Linked DNA regions of Homo sapiens: region 2 is linked to region 1. A link is a loop called in an ENCODE intact Hi-C map of the cell type or tissue named here. Cell type or tissue: CD4-positive, alpha-beta T cell. All regions are shown on one strand.

Region 1 (8,000 bases):
AGGTGAGGAGAGTATCGAGGGTCATCCAGAGGGACCCATTGAAATCACAAGAGTCTCCATCTGAGGACGGCTCCAGATTTGACTAAGGAACGGGAATAGATGTGAGCCCAGAACAGGAGGCTGGAGTGATGCGGTCACAAGCCAAGGGTTGCTGGCAGCCACCAGAGGCCAGGAGAAGCAAGAAATGGATCCTCCCTTCAGGCCTCCAGAAGGAACCAGCCTTGCTGCCACCTTGATTTTAGTCCCCTAATAGTCATTTTGGATGTCAGGCTTCCAGAACTATAAGAGGATTCACTTTTGTGGTTCTGAGCCACTAAGCATGTGGCCATTTGTTACTGCAACCTCGGGAAACAACACAGCTCACATTGAAAGCTGAGCCCTCATCCCCTAGGGAAAGGAGTGTAGTCCAAGTGGCAAACTGGGGGTGCAGAAGAATGAGAAAGTGGGGAAGAGCCTGCTACTCCCTGTCAATAACCAAATGACCTGATTGGTCTCCTGTGCCAAAAGTTGTTCGTTGCCCCAGGATCTTTCTCATGAAGAGGGAGGTGGCCTTGCTATACAGTGTGGACAGGTGTGTCTGCGAGGGCAGGGGCTGCATAGGGGGCCTAGGCAGGTGCTGGCGCCAGCCTGCATGATGGCACTTGCCCCTGGGCTCGGTGTCCCCTCATCCTTTGGCTTCAAGATGGTGATGAGAGGCTGGGTGCTGGTGGGTAATCCCAACACTTTGGGAAGCCAAGGCGGGTGGATCCCTTGAGGTCAGGAGTTCAAGACCAGCCTGGCCTCCATCTCTACAAAAATTGTTGGGCGTGGTGCCTGTAATCCCAGCTACTCAGGAGGCTGAGGCAGAAGCATCACTTGAACCCAAGAGGTGGAGGTTGCAGTGAGCTGAGATCACGCCACTGAGATCACGAGATCACACCACCGCACTCCAGCCTGGGTGACAGAGGGAGACTCCATCTCAAAAACAAACAAACAAACAAAATGGTGGTGATGAAAGCTCTAGGAAAAGGAAGTGCCACGAAGAACAAGAATTCTTGCGAGCTGAGCTGGGCGGCCGAGACGTCAGGTAAGAAGCTGGACAGCTGCAGGCAGCGCCTTGATCAAGCCAAGGAAAGCAGCCACTGCTGGCAGGAAACGTGGGGCACAAACGCCCCAACTCTCTCAGGGACGCTACTGCTTCTGGTTTTCTGGCACCTTGCAGGTTAGCAGGTGAAGGGAAGCCTGCAGCGAATCCCCGAGCTGTGAGCTGCACGTGGCGCTGGGGCAGCGAATCCCCGAGCTGTGAGCTGCACGTGGCGCTGGGGAAGGCTGAGTTTGTTTCTGCAGTGGCTGTGAGGGTGGCACAGGCCGGAGATCCTGCCCCCACCAGCGCCGCTACAAGACGCTCAACACTGCCTGCCCTGGGAGCCCGGTGCGCGGTGGCTGGTGCTGTGGATCCTGCAGACACCAGGTCATGCAGCCCAAATGCAAGTGGCCACTGCGGAAGACTGTAGTGGTCACCTTGAGCTGCTGTCACAAACTACCACAGGCCGGGAGACCGAGCGACAGAAGTTTATTCTCTTAGAGTTCTGAGGGCACAAGTCTGAGATCTGGATGTCTGCAGGGCTGGCTCCTTGCAAGGCCTTCTCTGTGGTGTGCGGACCTCGCCCTCTTCCTGTGTCTTCATGCGGCCCTTCCTCTGTCCTTGTCTGTGTCCAGATTTCCTGGTCTAGGATACCAGACCTATTGGACCAGGGCCCAGCCTAGTGACCTCATTTTATCTGAATTGACTGTTTAAAGACCATGTCTCCAAAATACAGTCCTAATCTGAGGTACTAGGAGTGAGGACTTCAACATATGAATCTGGAGGACGACAGCTCAGCCCATAACAAATATTAATACTGATTTTCCTTTTGTAGGCAACCGTCAGGTGCTAAGCAGAACCATGCTTGGGCCTTCCACACCAGTCAAGGTACTCTCACAGCAAAGCCCCACCGAAGGGGCCCACAGGTTGGATTCGAGGTACGTGAAGTCCCAAGAGATGACATGAAGCCCCAAATGGATGCCCTGGCTCCCCAGCACCAGAGGGAAACGCCCCCTCACCGAAGACAGTGGCAAGTGCCATGCTTCAAGTAACACAGGGAGCGGCCTCCAGTGCACCTGTTTTAGCAGCCAGTCCTGGAGGCAGAAAGATTTACAAGGGAGTGGAAAGGCTGGCAAACACAGGACACATGGAGATGCCCAAAGTCAGTGGGGGTCAGGGTTCAACCTGGAAATGCAGTCTTCTCAGCTGAGGAAGGCAGTGAGTCCTGGCCAGGAAGCCGGTCCAAGCCCCTGCCTCGTCCCCAGTTCACCTCGTGAAAGCTGATGAATGACCAATGCTTGCAGAGGGGTCTGGAGTAATGGCGGCACCGTATTAAGGGGCGATCAGGCTGTATCTTGACACTGGGATTCATAAGAGGAGGAAGAAACCTATCATGCTGACGGGTAGTGAAGAAGAGAAATGAAAGACAAAAGACACAAGAGAAGGCCAGGTGCAGTGGTTCACTCCTGTAATCCCAGCTACCTGGGAGGCTGAGACAGGAGAATCGCCTGAACCCGGGAGGCAGAGGGCGCACTGAGCTGAGATCACGCCACTGCAGTGCAGCCTGGACGACAGGGCGAGACTCAGTCTCAAAAAAAAAAAAAAAAAAAAAGACACCAGAGAGTGCTGCCGCCAGTGAGCTGACGGAATCCGCAGTGTGGATTCGGGCCCGTAGGATGCTGGGGATTGTCAGTGCCTTCTTTGAGCTTTGTCTCCTCCCATACTGCCTCCTCTGCACCACAGTCAGGAGGGAAAAAGAATAAAAGATTAAGAATGCAGGTCAGTTCTTTTTCGGGAGCCGATTTACATTTTAAGCAAGTATGCAACAGGTGTTTCTCATTGGCTTTCGAAACAGCCCTCACCTGAAAAAATATTTTTCAATAGATTGATGCAAAATTCACAATAGGCTCTTAGACTGTGGTGATGGTTTCATGGGTGTATGTTTATCTCCAAACTCATCAAGTTGTATAAGTTAAATATGTACAGCCTTTTATATGTCACACTTCAATAAAGTGTAAAAACTCACACAGTCGGCTACGAAACTGTTTACACTGCCCATATTTGCCTTACAGTGACCTAACACCTGTCATAATAAAACCCTCAAAGGTGCAGCCACAACCTCTCCTGGCTTCTCCCATCTCCGTGGGATAAATGTAGGCCGTGAGATAGGGGAACCGCAGTGAGCAGGAAGACCTCGCAGAGCTGTGAAACATTGCCAGGCTCTGATTAACAAGCCAGTACCTTGCAAGGAAATACAATGCTTGTGTTGAGACTGCCTTTCCTAAACACTATAGCCAGGCCCTGGGGTCTGGGGCTTATACAGCTTTTTAAGAGCCTACAAAAATGTTGAAGGGCAGAGAGGTAGAAAGAAAGAAAAAGAGAACTGGCTTGAAGATATTTAAAAACAACAACCCCAGCCTGGGTGTGGTGGCTTACACCTGTAATACCAGCACTTTGGGAGGCCAAGGCGGGAGGACTGCTTGAGCGCAGGAGTTTGAGATCAGCCTGGGCACACACGGTAAAACCCTGTATCCACCAAAAATACAAAAAAATAAAAAATAAATAAAAAACAGAGCCTGGTGTGGTGGTGCACACTTGTAGTCTCAGCTACTCAGGAGGCTGAGGTGGGAGGATACTTGAGCCCGAAAGGCAGAGGCTGCAGTGAGCCGAGATTGCACCACTGCACTCCAACCTGGGAGATACAGCAAGATGCTATCCTCCCCCCAAAAAAACCAAAAACAAACAAGAAAAATCCCCAAATTAATCCGTTTAAGTAAAGGCCTACAAATGTAATACTGGAGACCTCACAAACTATTTAGTGTTCTAATATCCAATCAATTTGAAAACAATTTGTAGCTTTGTAGGAAACGCTGCACTTTGTGAGAAATTCCCTATTATTCGAGGTCATGATTAAGAAATCAACATGGAGTGTACGCTTACGGCCAAATCATTTCAGAAGTAAAATAGGAAAGTTTTTCAAAGAATTTGCCTTCAAAACAATGTGTATTTAAAGCAGGATGTGGGTGCATTTTAATATTTGGTGTGGAGTGGTGGGTGACACCTCCAAAAGTCAGATGACCTAGTGCAGTGATGTCCCAGAGAAAGATGAATACAACATGAGCCACGAATGGAATCTACAATTTCCAGTAGCCACATTTTAACAAATATAAGCAGGGGAAAGTTAAATTATCCAAAATAGTATCATTTGAATGTGTAATTGGTATGAAAATTAATGGCATTTACATTAATTTCAAGAGCATGTGTTTAGTTCATTTTTTTTGGCGCTAAGCCTTTGAAATCTGCTGTTTTAGGTTTACATCTCAATTCCAACGGGCCACAGAGCCTCAAAGTTACTAACACGAGTCTTAAAGTGACCTGTTTGCCACCACCAGGGATTTGTGTTTCCCATATCACGGCAGGGATGATGCTATGGGGCACGGGAGTGCTCAGAGGCCCCCACACCGCGGGCGCCAAGGCTTCAGTGTTCCACGAGGAAACCATCGCGGACATTAAGTTTGAAACAGAAAAATCAGGGTCCCACCTCTGACAAATTATCTCCTTTAGCATTTTCCAAGGAGGCCTTCAATCTAAGTGTGTTATTTTTAAGACGATTCTTCTGACAGCATAAGCAATGTTTTGATTCTACTTCCCAAATATCCTAAAAGCTTAGCAACACAACAAAAAATGGAAGGGGGTGGCCAACACTTCATTTCTTTTAATGAACTCAAGTCTGTGAAACTGAACACAGAAACACATGCTCCAATGTTGGCATTGGGGCCATTCGCGCCATCTGCTGGCCAGACCTAAGCACAACACCCGGCTCCTGGGGAAAGAATCTTAGAGACAAGCAAGATCTCCAGTCACTTGGTCTCTGGACCTTTTTGTCCCGCCTGTATACCGACAGCACAGCCCCATTGAGCAGGAGACTTCTCATGGATGTCATCCTCACTGGCACTCGTAGTAGCAGCTACATTCAAACTCCACATCACGGGCCAGCCACAGGGGCACTTTTACGCTTTAACTCTTTGACTACTCACACAACCATTATGATAGCTACTTTTAATGTCTCCCATTTTACAGATGAGGTCACTGAGGCTCAGAGGGTTAAATCACAGGCTTAAACAAAGGGTAAATCACATGTTAGCAAAGTTGGTGACAGAGTTGGAATTGAAGGTGGGCAGTCCAATTTCAAGTACATGTTTTTTTGTTTTTTGAGACGGGGTCTCACTCTGTCGTGATCTAGGCTCACTGCAATCTCCACCTCCTGGGCTCAAGCACTTGAGCAATTCTCACGCCTCAGCCTCCCCAGTAGCCGGGATTACAGGCAGGTGCCACCGTGCCCAGCAAATTTTTGTATTTTTAGTAGAGACGGGTTTTGCCTTGTTGGCCAGGCTGGTGTGGAACTCTCGGCCTCAAGTGGCCCGCCTGCCTCGGCCTCCCAAAGTGCTGGGATTACAGGCATGAGCCACCGCACCCAGCCCCCTGTTCTTAATTGCAATGTTATAAGGTTATTTCAAATATAATTAATATAATCATCCCTCCCATTTTGGGGAGACCTCAAGTGCAGTTATGGCTTAGTACTTGAGGTCACCGAAGCTAAGAACTCATCCTAAACCATACAAAAAGTGACAGGCACAGAGAAGAATCCCACCCCAGGATATGAAAATATCTCATACATACATAGATTCTGTGATTTTGTGTGGCTCCACTAAAAGAAACGCTCACTGCAACAACTACGTTCATTTCACAACCTACGAATGGGTCATGAGTGAATTCGGAAAAGGCTGGCTTAGGCACTCCCGAGTGTTCAAGAACATGTGTTTAGTTCATGTTTTAGAGTCTCTCCTCCAAAAGAGACGAAAATTTTGGTTGAATGAGAAAAACAAACATTTCCTACATGACTCAATAAAATTTCTTTGAGACAGGGTCTTGCTTTGTTGCCCAGGCTGGTCTGGAACTCCTGGCCTCAAGTGATCCTCCCGCCTTGGCCTCCCAAAGTGCTGAGACTCCAGGCGTGAGCCACCACGCCTGGCCCTTGCTGTTTACCTTCTCTTGGTGGTGATTTTCTGGTGAAAGTCAGCAAGCTCACTGCCAGCAGGCCAGGCACTTGCCGCATCCTTTGTTCTTCCTCTGCCAGAGGATCTCTGGTGTGAAGCTAACCCGAAAACGGGGTGAGGCAGGCGGGTTCAGCTGGCCCCTTTGACTGAGAGGGTTTTCACAGGCAGGCTCACATGCACACGTGCACACACGTGAGCACAGGCTCACAGACAGGTGTCTCACACAAACCCACCACAGCTCCATCCTGCTTCCAACCAAACATGACAGGAACCGAGTGCACCTTCCTGTGCCCACCCTAAATCCCTGCCACCTTGTTGCAGCAGCATCTTTACACAAAGTTCTTCCCATGAGGCCCTGTTCCCACAGTGAGGAACCAAGGAAGCGATGTTACAACAAAGACTGGGAGGAAAGCCAGGCAAAACCAAGCAGAAAATCAAGGGAAAGGTGAGTGTTCATGGTGGCATCCTGGTGGCAGGCAGATGGCAGGTGTATGTTCACTGCCAAAACCCTTTCCACTTTTGTGGATGTTTTAAAATTTTCATATGTTGGAAAAAATTAAGTGAAAGAACACAATTTGTCTTCTCCATGAGGTTTATATACTTTACTTTCAACGAAAGCAGCTCTTAACAGGGTGTGCAGTCAATATTTAATGGCAGGACGGCTTGACATTTAGTGAAACAAAGAGCCAAGATTACACTAGTATCTCTTTGAAGTAGAAGATGCCATCAAACTTATGAATACTTAATGAGCACCTACTGCATGCAACTTACAGGTGCCTGCAAAGATGCTGAAGTTTAAGATGAAGAGTTCCTCTAAGACTTCATATGCATTTTAGGAAACATGAACATAAATATTTGAAGAAGCTTAACGATCTCAGTGAATACTTCCTAGATCCTCATTAGCAAACATGTAGTGTGCTTTTATGCTTTAGGTCCTGGGCAGCAGAGAAATGAGCCTGGGCCTCATCTAGGGTTCACATCCTGGTGGCAGCAGAGCTCCCTCCCAGGTTCTGACAGCCCAGTCCAATCTTGGATTTATGCAAATGTTTTAAATTTGCCAATTACAAAAACTATCCCCTTGGGGAGGTGGCAAGGTCCCATCCTGGGAAAGCGCACTCTAAAAGGCCTGCAATTTAGACTCATTTTCCACCCTAGCCCGTCACTAGGGGTGGTAAAAACAATGAAACTCTGGCTAAGCTAAAGCTGAATATGAAAGTTGGCTGCTGAGATAATCAAGCTTCAATCTCCCCTCACAGCAGTCTTATGCTAGCTAGATCTTCCCCACGTTGATAAGACCACAGGCTTGATTCATAAAGTGAAGAGGAAAATGAGCTGGAAACCGTTAACCTGAAAATTCAGATATTTTTCTAGTGCACCTGCTTTTTTATCTCTAAAAAATAAGTTTTCGGGCTAAAAAAACAGGGCTGGAGAGTGGGTGGGTCTGAATTCATTGTGACCTACCAAAGAATTTAAACCACTGAGTGCAGGTGGTCTCTTCCAGTAGAAAATTTTATTTTCATTGTTTTTTATGAGTAGGCAAACACATCTTACAACACTATCGATACTAGAATTTTACACTCAGCAAGTCAGACTTCACACATTAGTCCAAACAGAAAGGCCTAAGAAGCATTTGAGATCACAGGTGAGAAATACAGTGACAGACCCAAAAGTCACACTTTTTCTCAGCCCAGCTGAATTTCATTTTGAATACTTACCAACCAGGAATTTTAAATTACACAAAATACAAAAGAACAGCCAAACAACCACTACTGAGGGTTCAGGGCAATTCCCATGCAGGGGACCGGGGTGGGTAAGAGTTCAGGGCAATTCCCATGCAGGGGGCTTGGGTTCTAACTTGAAAGTCACGCAAGTGTCACCCA
Region 2 (8,000 bases), 50 kb before region 1:
AGGGAGAAGCAGAGGGGAGGGCAAAGATCCCAGAGACTCAAGAATCTGCCACCCAGGCCCTGGCGACTAAAACAAGGCCAGGATGAGGAGAGGCTGGTAAGACCCACACCATCCGGAGTGACCTTGCCAGGGGCTAAGGAGGGCCCTTGCCCAGGGTTCCCAAACTTCATGCATTCTGAGGCTCCCTCTGTGACCTTGACCATCTCATCTGGTCTACCATTTGTTTCATACTTTTCTTTAAAATGACTCAGATTTTTTTCTTTTTTTTTTTACTTAAATGTTTATTTTAGCCCTTTGGGAGGCCGAGGCCTATGGATCACTTGAGGTTAGGAGTTCGAGACCAGCCTGGTCAACATGGTGAAACCCCATCTCTACCAAAAATACAAAAATTAGCTTGGCATGGTGGCACATGCCTGTAGTCCCAACTACTTGGGAGGCTGAGGCTGGAGGATCACTTGAACCCAGGAGGTGGAGGTTGCAGTGAACCAAGACTGCACCACTGTACCCCAACCTGGGGGACAGAGTGAGACCCTGTCTCAAAAAAGTAAATACAATAAATAAATAAATGTCTATTTTAAAAGGAAATTCTGTTGCACCAATGTAAATGGAAAACCAGTATCACTTGCTTTGCAGATGACTCTGAAAATAAGCACAGTGGCCATCAGTCGTGTTTAGTATTGACCAGGATTTCAGATGCTGTCACAGTGTGTTCGTAAACTGCCACCTGCACACGCCAGGAGCCTGGGGCCTGCTCTCTCAGATGGAGCGGGGGGTAAGCAGGAGTTGGCCAGTATTAAAGACACATGAGCCCCCAGCTCAGCCGAGAAGAAGAGAACAATCATTGGAGACAAACAGCTATTCCCCTGGACACTGTGCCTACCACACAGGGCACCCAGTGGACTGCGATGGCCAGAGTCCCATTTCTGGCACACTCATCCAGGCCAGCCAGAGTTGGGGAGACTGGACCCCAAGAGCAGAGGTCACATCAACACCCACACCAGCCTCAGGCACGTCCCCTTGTCCCCTTGTCCTCTCCGCACAGGCAAGAGATCCCCAACCTCTGCCCTGTGCCAAGAGCATGTCCGAAATTTCACAACTACCTTTATGTGGCAGGTGCCTGGAGCTGGAGCTATCCTTCCAGCACCTACAACCACGAGGCCCCCGGGCGTCTTCCCAGAGGGAAACACTGGGTTTAAGGGCATCAGTTCAACTGTTCAACTCCCATGAAGGCAGCGTGAATGGTCTGACTCCGCTCCTGGGCAAGCACAAGAGTATGTGCCAATCGGGTGTGTGGGCTGGCCTGGCCACCAACACAGGTCTCTGGGGACGGTGGCTTGCCCGCATTCCAGAACCACAGGCTGGGGCATGCCTGCCGGGCGGCCGGCTCTCTTACCGCCAGGCAGAAGGGGACAGAAGCCCTTTGTCTTCCCGTCACATCCCAGAGTTGGCACATCCCCAGGAGCTGCGGTCACCTCCTCTTTCGCAGACAAGGTTGCCTCATGTTGCTAAGAAACAGCTTGGAGGGAGGGGAACCCAAGCTCCAGGTGGCGCTGAGGTGCCTCAGCTCTGAGCCCCTGAGCGGCTGTGGAGGGAGGGCTGGCCTCTGTTGTGTCCCCTGCTTATTGTAAAATGGGAGGTTCATAAACCACAACTCACAGAGCAGTGGAAAGGATCAAAGAGCTAATGCGTGTCCGGCACCTCGCGTAGTGTGAGCGCTCCACAAGTGTGAGCAAGGGACGTCTGGGTTGTTTTCTTTTTTCCACCTCTCAGTTTAAATAAGGTTGCTGTGAACGCTTTTCCTGCTGAGGGTTATTTCCTCAGATGCAGAACCCCGCCTCAAGATAATATTCGAGGTCGGGGGGTCAGGCAGCTGCGTGGGGCTTTTTCCATGCAGACAGAAGCATCTTCAAAATCGGAATCTGTTTACAGCAAAGGGATGTGTTATTTTCCCCGCATCCTTTGCAGCACTGGGCTTGTTTTATCGATTTTTTTTTCTCATTCGATCAGCAAGGCTGTGCATTCCTCCGTGTACTGTTTAACTGTCTGTATTTCCTGAGGGATTCATGGTTTGTTCACTGCCTTTGATTGTTTTTCAGGTGGTGTCTGGGACAGTGCCTGGTGCTGTCAGCTGGAGCTGGCAGGCCCACATTGGAAGCATCTTCTAAGTAGGAAGGGGAGACAAGGGCTTGAAGCTGGGGGAGATGGGGAAAGCCTCCCGCCCCATCCACGCCATTCCTGCCTTCCCCTCGTCCTGGGTATTTTGGAGCCTGCCAGCTGAGGAGTGCTCTCCCAGGGTTGGGACTGCAGGCGCCTGACAAACTGAAGAGCACTGAAGCTGGAGATGCAAAGAAGAGGGAGCATTGACTATGTTCTTGGAGCAACGAGCAAGTCAGTGAGGCACGCGTGTGACAGGTGCCTTTCCTGAACCCAGCAATCCTCCTCCCCTTTCCCTGGCTCTCCTGGGAACTCCTAATGAAGTCAGAATAAGCCACTCCATCAATTTATGATCCCCAGATGACTGTGTCCCTTTGCTCCTTAATCACTCAGGTACCCAGATTCTCTATTAGCAAGAAGCCCAGAACCCCCTTCTCGAGTCCTCTCTCGTTTTCAATCTTCCAAGGACACCGAAGTCTTCCTTAACCCACTGCTGGGGGTTGACTGCCGAAGGTCACTGATGCCGGGGCATCTTGCCACCACATGGGGGCACTGCCAAAGATGTGTGCAGAATAGTCCTGCAGACACTGCGCTCGGCAGCGGAGCTCATGCTAGGCGAACCCTTGCCTGGGTGTTGGAGGTCACCCACACTTGAGACTTGAGTTTACAGCTCTCATGGGTCACTCTTAAATACTCAGAGCAGAATGCCAAGTGACTCCTCATCCATGCTCCATGCACCCTGGATCCCAGAACGGGGCACATCACTTTCCTCCACCACTGTCGCCCTGCTCGCCACCACCTCCTCCCGCTAGGCCGGGCTTTCTCAACCGCCACCCCTTTGACATTTGGGGCCAGATCTTTCTCCGCTGTGGGGACATGGCAGGATGCTTGGCAGCACCCCTGGCCTCTGCCTATCAGGTGCCTGTAGCACACCACCACTATGACAAGAAAAAATGTCTCTAGACATTGCCCAACATCCCCTGAGGAGCAGAATGGCCCCAGTGGAGAGCCAGTGCCCTAGACTATTGGGGTACCACCCCTCCACGCTGGCCTGGACCCCCTCTACACTGGCCTAGACCCTCTCAACACTGGCCTGAACCCCCTTCATGCTGGCCTGGACCCCCTCCAACTGGCCTGGACTCCCTCCCCTGGCCCCTTGCCTCCCTTTCTTGACATCACAGTAGGGGTGAGCTTTAAAAAAACCACACAGCTCGTGATGCATGTCACGCTAGGTTCAAAAGCGCTGGGTGGTTTCTCTTGGTATTTGAGATCCACACCTCTGCCTTAGTGCCCGGGCCCTGCAGGGCCTGACCTCACCCCTGTCTCCAGCTTGACTGGCTCCCACACCAGGCACAAGAGCCCTGGCTGTGACATCAGCACGCTCTGTCCTCTCTGCCTTAAGCCCTGTTCAGTCTGTCGCTGCATTCCAGGCCCTTCCACACCCCAGGGGCCTGCAGAGGCCCTGGGACCCCGCCCCTGGTGTTGCCCACTCTACTACGCCTCTTGGTCCATCTGCCTGATTTATGCCTTCATTACCTTTCCTTAGTTATATCCGGTTTCTGTTTTATTAGTTTATTTTTATTGTATTTACTTCTGTCATTCCCATTAGACTGTCAGCTCCGTGAAGGCAGGGGCCTGTCTTGTTCCCTGCCGTATCCCCAGAGTCTAGAACGGCACCTGGGTTGTGGGAGGCACCCAGAAAACACCAGGTCCCTGAAGGAATGAATGAAATGGGAGTGGGCTTCTCTTGTCCTGGAAATGGGCCTTGTCCCCCACATGGCTGTGGAGCTGCAGAGGGGGAGGCTGGAACTACTGTCCTATGGGCCCCTGTGGGCTCAAGAATCCTGCACTCAGCCTAGGACCTGCAGGCTTCGTGTCTCTGGCTCTTGGGAAACAGGTGGAAACTTCCTTCCCGAGAGCCGGAAGCAGCCGCAGGCCCCGCCACACCCAGCCCTGGCCCAGCTCAAGGCGAGGCCCTGGGTCTAAATATAGAAAGTGGGTTGTGAGAGGGCGGGTTTCTTCTCTGGTGAGAGGAAGTGGCTGCTCTGATTAAAACCGGGGTTTGTTCACCCCTCATTGAGACAGTCCTCCCCACCAGCCAGGAAGAAAGGAAATGTGGCAAAATGAACCCAGCCAATGGGGCCTTCCAAAAAGGCCCGGAGAAAGCACCCGGGGGGCAGATGGTCTCTTGTTCCTCCCTGGGGAATGGCTGGGAACCCTGCAGTGAGACACAGGGGCTGCGTGTCCCTGAGCCAACTCTAGCCGCTCTGGGTCTCAGTTTGAAAAAAAAGGGATTGGCCAGATTTGATTTTCAAAGCTGATGTTACCTGGTATTGCCTGAATCAGGAGCTCTCTGAGTCTCAGTTTCCCTATCTGCAGAATGGGTTGATGATGACCATGCCTGTAACAGAACGGCTAGTAGGATTCAAGGAGGCAGTGTGTGTGGCTGGCCTAGGGCAGAGCTGGCACATGACCAGGGCTCCGAAGGTGCTCGCTGTTGTCAGATGTCCACATGAAGTTTGACAAAATGAACGCAGAGCCCCTTGTTGAAACATTACCAGGAATTTCAAGATGGGCTGGGCGCAGTGGCTCATGCCTATAATCCCAGCACTTTAGGAGGCCGAGGCAGGCGGATCGCTTGAGGTCAGGAGTTCAAGACCAGCCTGACCAACATGGTGAGACCCTGTCTCTACTAAAAATACAAAAATTAGCCAGGAATGTGGTGCACGCCTGTAATCCCAGCTACTCAGGAGGCTGAGACAGGAGAATCACTTGAACCTGGGAGGCGGAGTTTGCAGTGAGTGGAGATCATGCCCATGGGTGACAGAGTGAGAACTCTGTCTCAGAAAAAAAAAAAGAAAGAAGAATTTCAAGATGGTAACAGCAGAGCAGGAAACCCTGAGCAGGGCCCTTCCGAGCCCTGCGTGACTGTCCTGGCTTCTGAGCCCTGAGTGACTGTCCTGGCTTCTGAGCCCTGCGTGACTGTCCTGGATCATGCATCCTGATAGGATGATTTCTATCAGAGGAGCCTCGGGGAGCCTACAGAGCAGTGCACAGCCCCCAAGCCCACCCCCAGCCCAGGCCCACGCTTCCCCCACCCCCGACCCGCTGCCCTGCTGCAGTTCCACGGATGGCCCGTTTGAAGAAGGTGATGAAAGTAGTAAAAAGGTGATGATGCCCAAATGCCAGTCCTCGGGGGACGGGTGTGACAGGGCTGAGCCCTGGGGTGGGTGGGGGCTGCTCTTCCAAGAATGGGCCTCACCTATACCCCTCCTCCCTGGACCTCAACATGTCATCAGTGGAAAACACAAAATCGAAGCACTGTGCACAGCGCAGATCATTCTCATGTGAGCTGTTTCACTGGTGCACACAAAACTATGGTCCTGCAAATTGCTGTAATCATAAATAGGCAGGTGAGGCCAGGCGCCGTGGCTTATGCCTGTAATCCCACTCAAGCCCTGAGCTTGACCCTGGCAAGCCAGGACCACCATCTCCAGAAAGAAAGAAAAGGTGCAAAGAGAGTAAGTGCAGAGAGTTCCCATACGCCCTTCACCCAGCTTCTTTCCTATTAGCATTTTACAAAACCACAGGACAATCAGCAACACTAAGGCATTCACATTGATGCAATAATTTTTTTTTTTTTTTTGAGACCAAGTCTTGCTTTGTCACCCAGGCTGGAGTGCAGTGGTGCAATCTCATCTCACTGCAGCCTTCACCTCCCAGGTTCAAGTGATTCTCCTGCCTCAGCTTCCCGAGTAGCTGGGATTACAGGCACGTGCCACCACGCCTGCCTAATTTTTTGTATTTTCAGTAGAGACGGGGTGTTACTATGTTGGCCAGGCTGATCTTGAACTCCTGGCTTCAGATGATCCACCTGCCTCGGCCTCCCAAAGTGCTGGGATTACAGGCGTGAGCCACTGTGCCCGGCCGATGCAATAATATGAATCAGACCATAGGTCACGTTCAGGACTCACAGCTTCTTCCTGATGTCCACTTTCTGCTCCAGGATCTCACGTCACACTGCAACCACCCAGGGGCCTTTCCCTGGGCTTTCTTTGTCTTTTGTGACCTTGACATAGTGAAGAGTATTACGTATTTTGCAAAGTGTGCCTCAGTTCGGGTTTGCCTGATGTCCTCTTGTGTTTTAAAATAGTATGTAATTCATATTCCACAAAATTTGCTCTTTTAAGTTTGTAAATTAGGCCAGGCACAGTGGCTTATGCCAGCTCTTTGGGAGGCTGAGGCAGGAGGATCACTTGAGCCCAGGAGTTTGAGACCAGCCTGGGTGACATAGGGAGACCCCGTCTCGAGAAAAAAAAAACGTTTTTAAAAAATTAGCCAGGCGGCCGGGCGCGGTGGCTCATGCCTGTAATCCCAGCACTTTGGGAGGCTGAGGCAGGTGGATCACGAGGTCAGGAGTTCGAGACTAGCCTGGCCAACATAGTGAAACCCCATCTCTACTAAAAATACAAAAAATTAGCCGGGCATGGTGGCATGTGCCTGCAGTCCCAGCTACTTGGGAGGCTGAGGCAGGAGAAACGCTTGAACCCAGGAGGCAGAGGTTGTGGTGAGCTGAGATTGCACCATTGCATTCCAGCCTGGGCAACAAAGCCAGACTCCAACTCAAAAAAAAATTAGCCAGGCATGGTGGTGAGTGTCTGTGGTCACCAGCTACTTGGGAGGCTGAGGGATAGCTTGAACGCAGGAGTTTGAGGCTGCAGCAAGCCATGATCACACCACTGCACTCCAGCCTGGGCAACGGAGCAAGACCCCATCTCTAAAACAAATCAATCAACAAAAGTACACAATTTAGTGGGTTTTAGTGTGTATGCAAAGTTGTGCAACTGTCACCATGATCTAACTCCATAACATTTCCGTCACCCCAGAAGGAGACCCTGTCCCCAGGCCCCTCTCTGTTCACCTCAGTGTCACTCTCTCTCCTGCCTGTCTCCCTCATTCTCTCTTGCCTGCATTTCTGCTTTTCTTTCATGTTCTGTTGGAGTGACTGCCTCTGAGTCACGCTGACTACTCCACCTTTGCCTCTCTCCGTCCGACTCCCTCCACTTCTCACTTCTCGTTCTGTGTCACTGTTGCTCATCCAGCACACAGCTATTGGTCACTTTTATTCATCCAGGGCACAGCTATTGGTCACTTATATTCATCCATAGCACAGCTACTGGTCACTTATATTCATCCATAGCACAGCTACTGGTCACTTATATTCATCCAGAGCACAGCTATTGGTCACTTTTATTCATCCAGTGCGTAGCTATTGGTCAATTTTATTCAACCAGAGCACAGCTATTGGTCACTCGCTCACCCAGCACACAGCTATTGGTCACTTGTTCATCCAGTACACAGCTATTGGTCACTTATATTCATCCAGTGCACAGCTATTGGTCACTTATATTCATCCAGCACACAGCTATTGGTCACTTATATTCATCCAATGCACAGCTCTTGGTCACTTATATTCACCTAGTGCGCAGCTATTGGTCACTTTTATTCATCCAGAGCACAGCTATTGCATGCCCAGGGTAAGCACGGATGGCCTTGGAAGGGACAGCCGGTGCTCACAGCACAGTTTCTAGAGTAGAATGACATGAGTTCAAGCCCCAGTTCTACTGAGTATAGCTGAGTAGCTGAGCGGCCATGGGTACGTCACTCACCCTCTCTGAGCCTCAGTTTCCTCCTCTGTAAAGCAGGCTGCCGTGAAAGCTAACAGAGAGAATGTCTGCCAAGTGCTGAGTTCCCACCTGACATGCAGAGCGCTCCTTGCCCAGCGTTGGGTTTATCACCCCGACGATGGTTGCTCTCCTGGCTGGTGGGGAGAGCTGCCCAGGCCA

The links. Peaks named below come from ENCODE experiments on the same cell type or tissue, not always from the same donor. Only the 100,000 strongest peaks of a DNase experiment are listed, where the experiment ranks them.
Region 2: a loop joins it to region 1, with 4 times the contacts of the local background. A loop is called at or near these places in 67 of 110 quality-filtered maps.

The regions. Positions count from the first base shown.
Region 1 is chr20:57,378,814-57,386,813 of GRCh38, reverse strand. RAE1 (ribonucleic acid export 1) reads right to left here. Exons shown (of 12, transcript NM_003610.4): 12 at 7,612-8,000. It overlaps RBM38-AS1 (RBM38 antisense RNA 1), which reads left to right. Exons shown (of 2, transcript NR_149006.1): 2 at 1,899-2,654. LOC124904938 (a long non-coding RNA gene) reads left to right here and starts at 4,210. Exons shown (of 2, transcript XR_007067671.1): 1 at 4,210-8,000. RefSeq lists an enhancer at 4,747-5,041. In CD4-positive, alpha-beta T cell, CTCF peaks have their summits at 4,664 and 4,865 (motif pointing left); a DNase peak (open chromatin) is centred at 4,843.
Region 2 is chr20:57,429,246-57,437,245 of GRCh38, reverse strand. LOC124904939 (a long non-coding RNA gene) reads left to right here. Exons shown (of 2, transcript XR_007067672.1): 2 at 2,097-2,585. Among named protein-coding and RNA genes, the nearest start is that of RBM38-AS1, 40 kb to the right of the region's middle. RefSeq lists enhancers at 1,322-1,381, 3,515-3,594, 4,456-4,505. In CD4-positive, alpha-beta T cell, no CTCF peak of the experiment used is centred here; DNase peaks (open chromatin) are centred at 1,535, 3,425, 4,155, 7,225 and 2 weaker places; H3K27ac peaks cover 1,225 bases.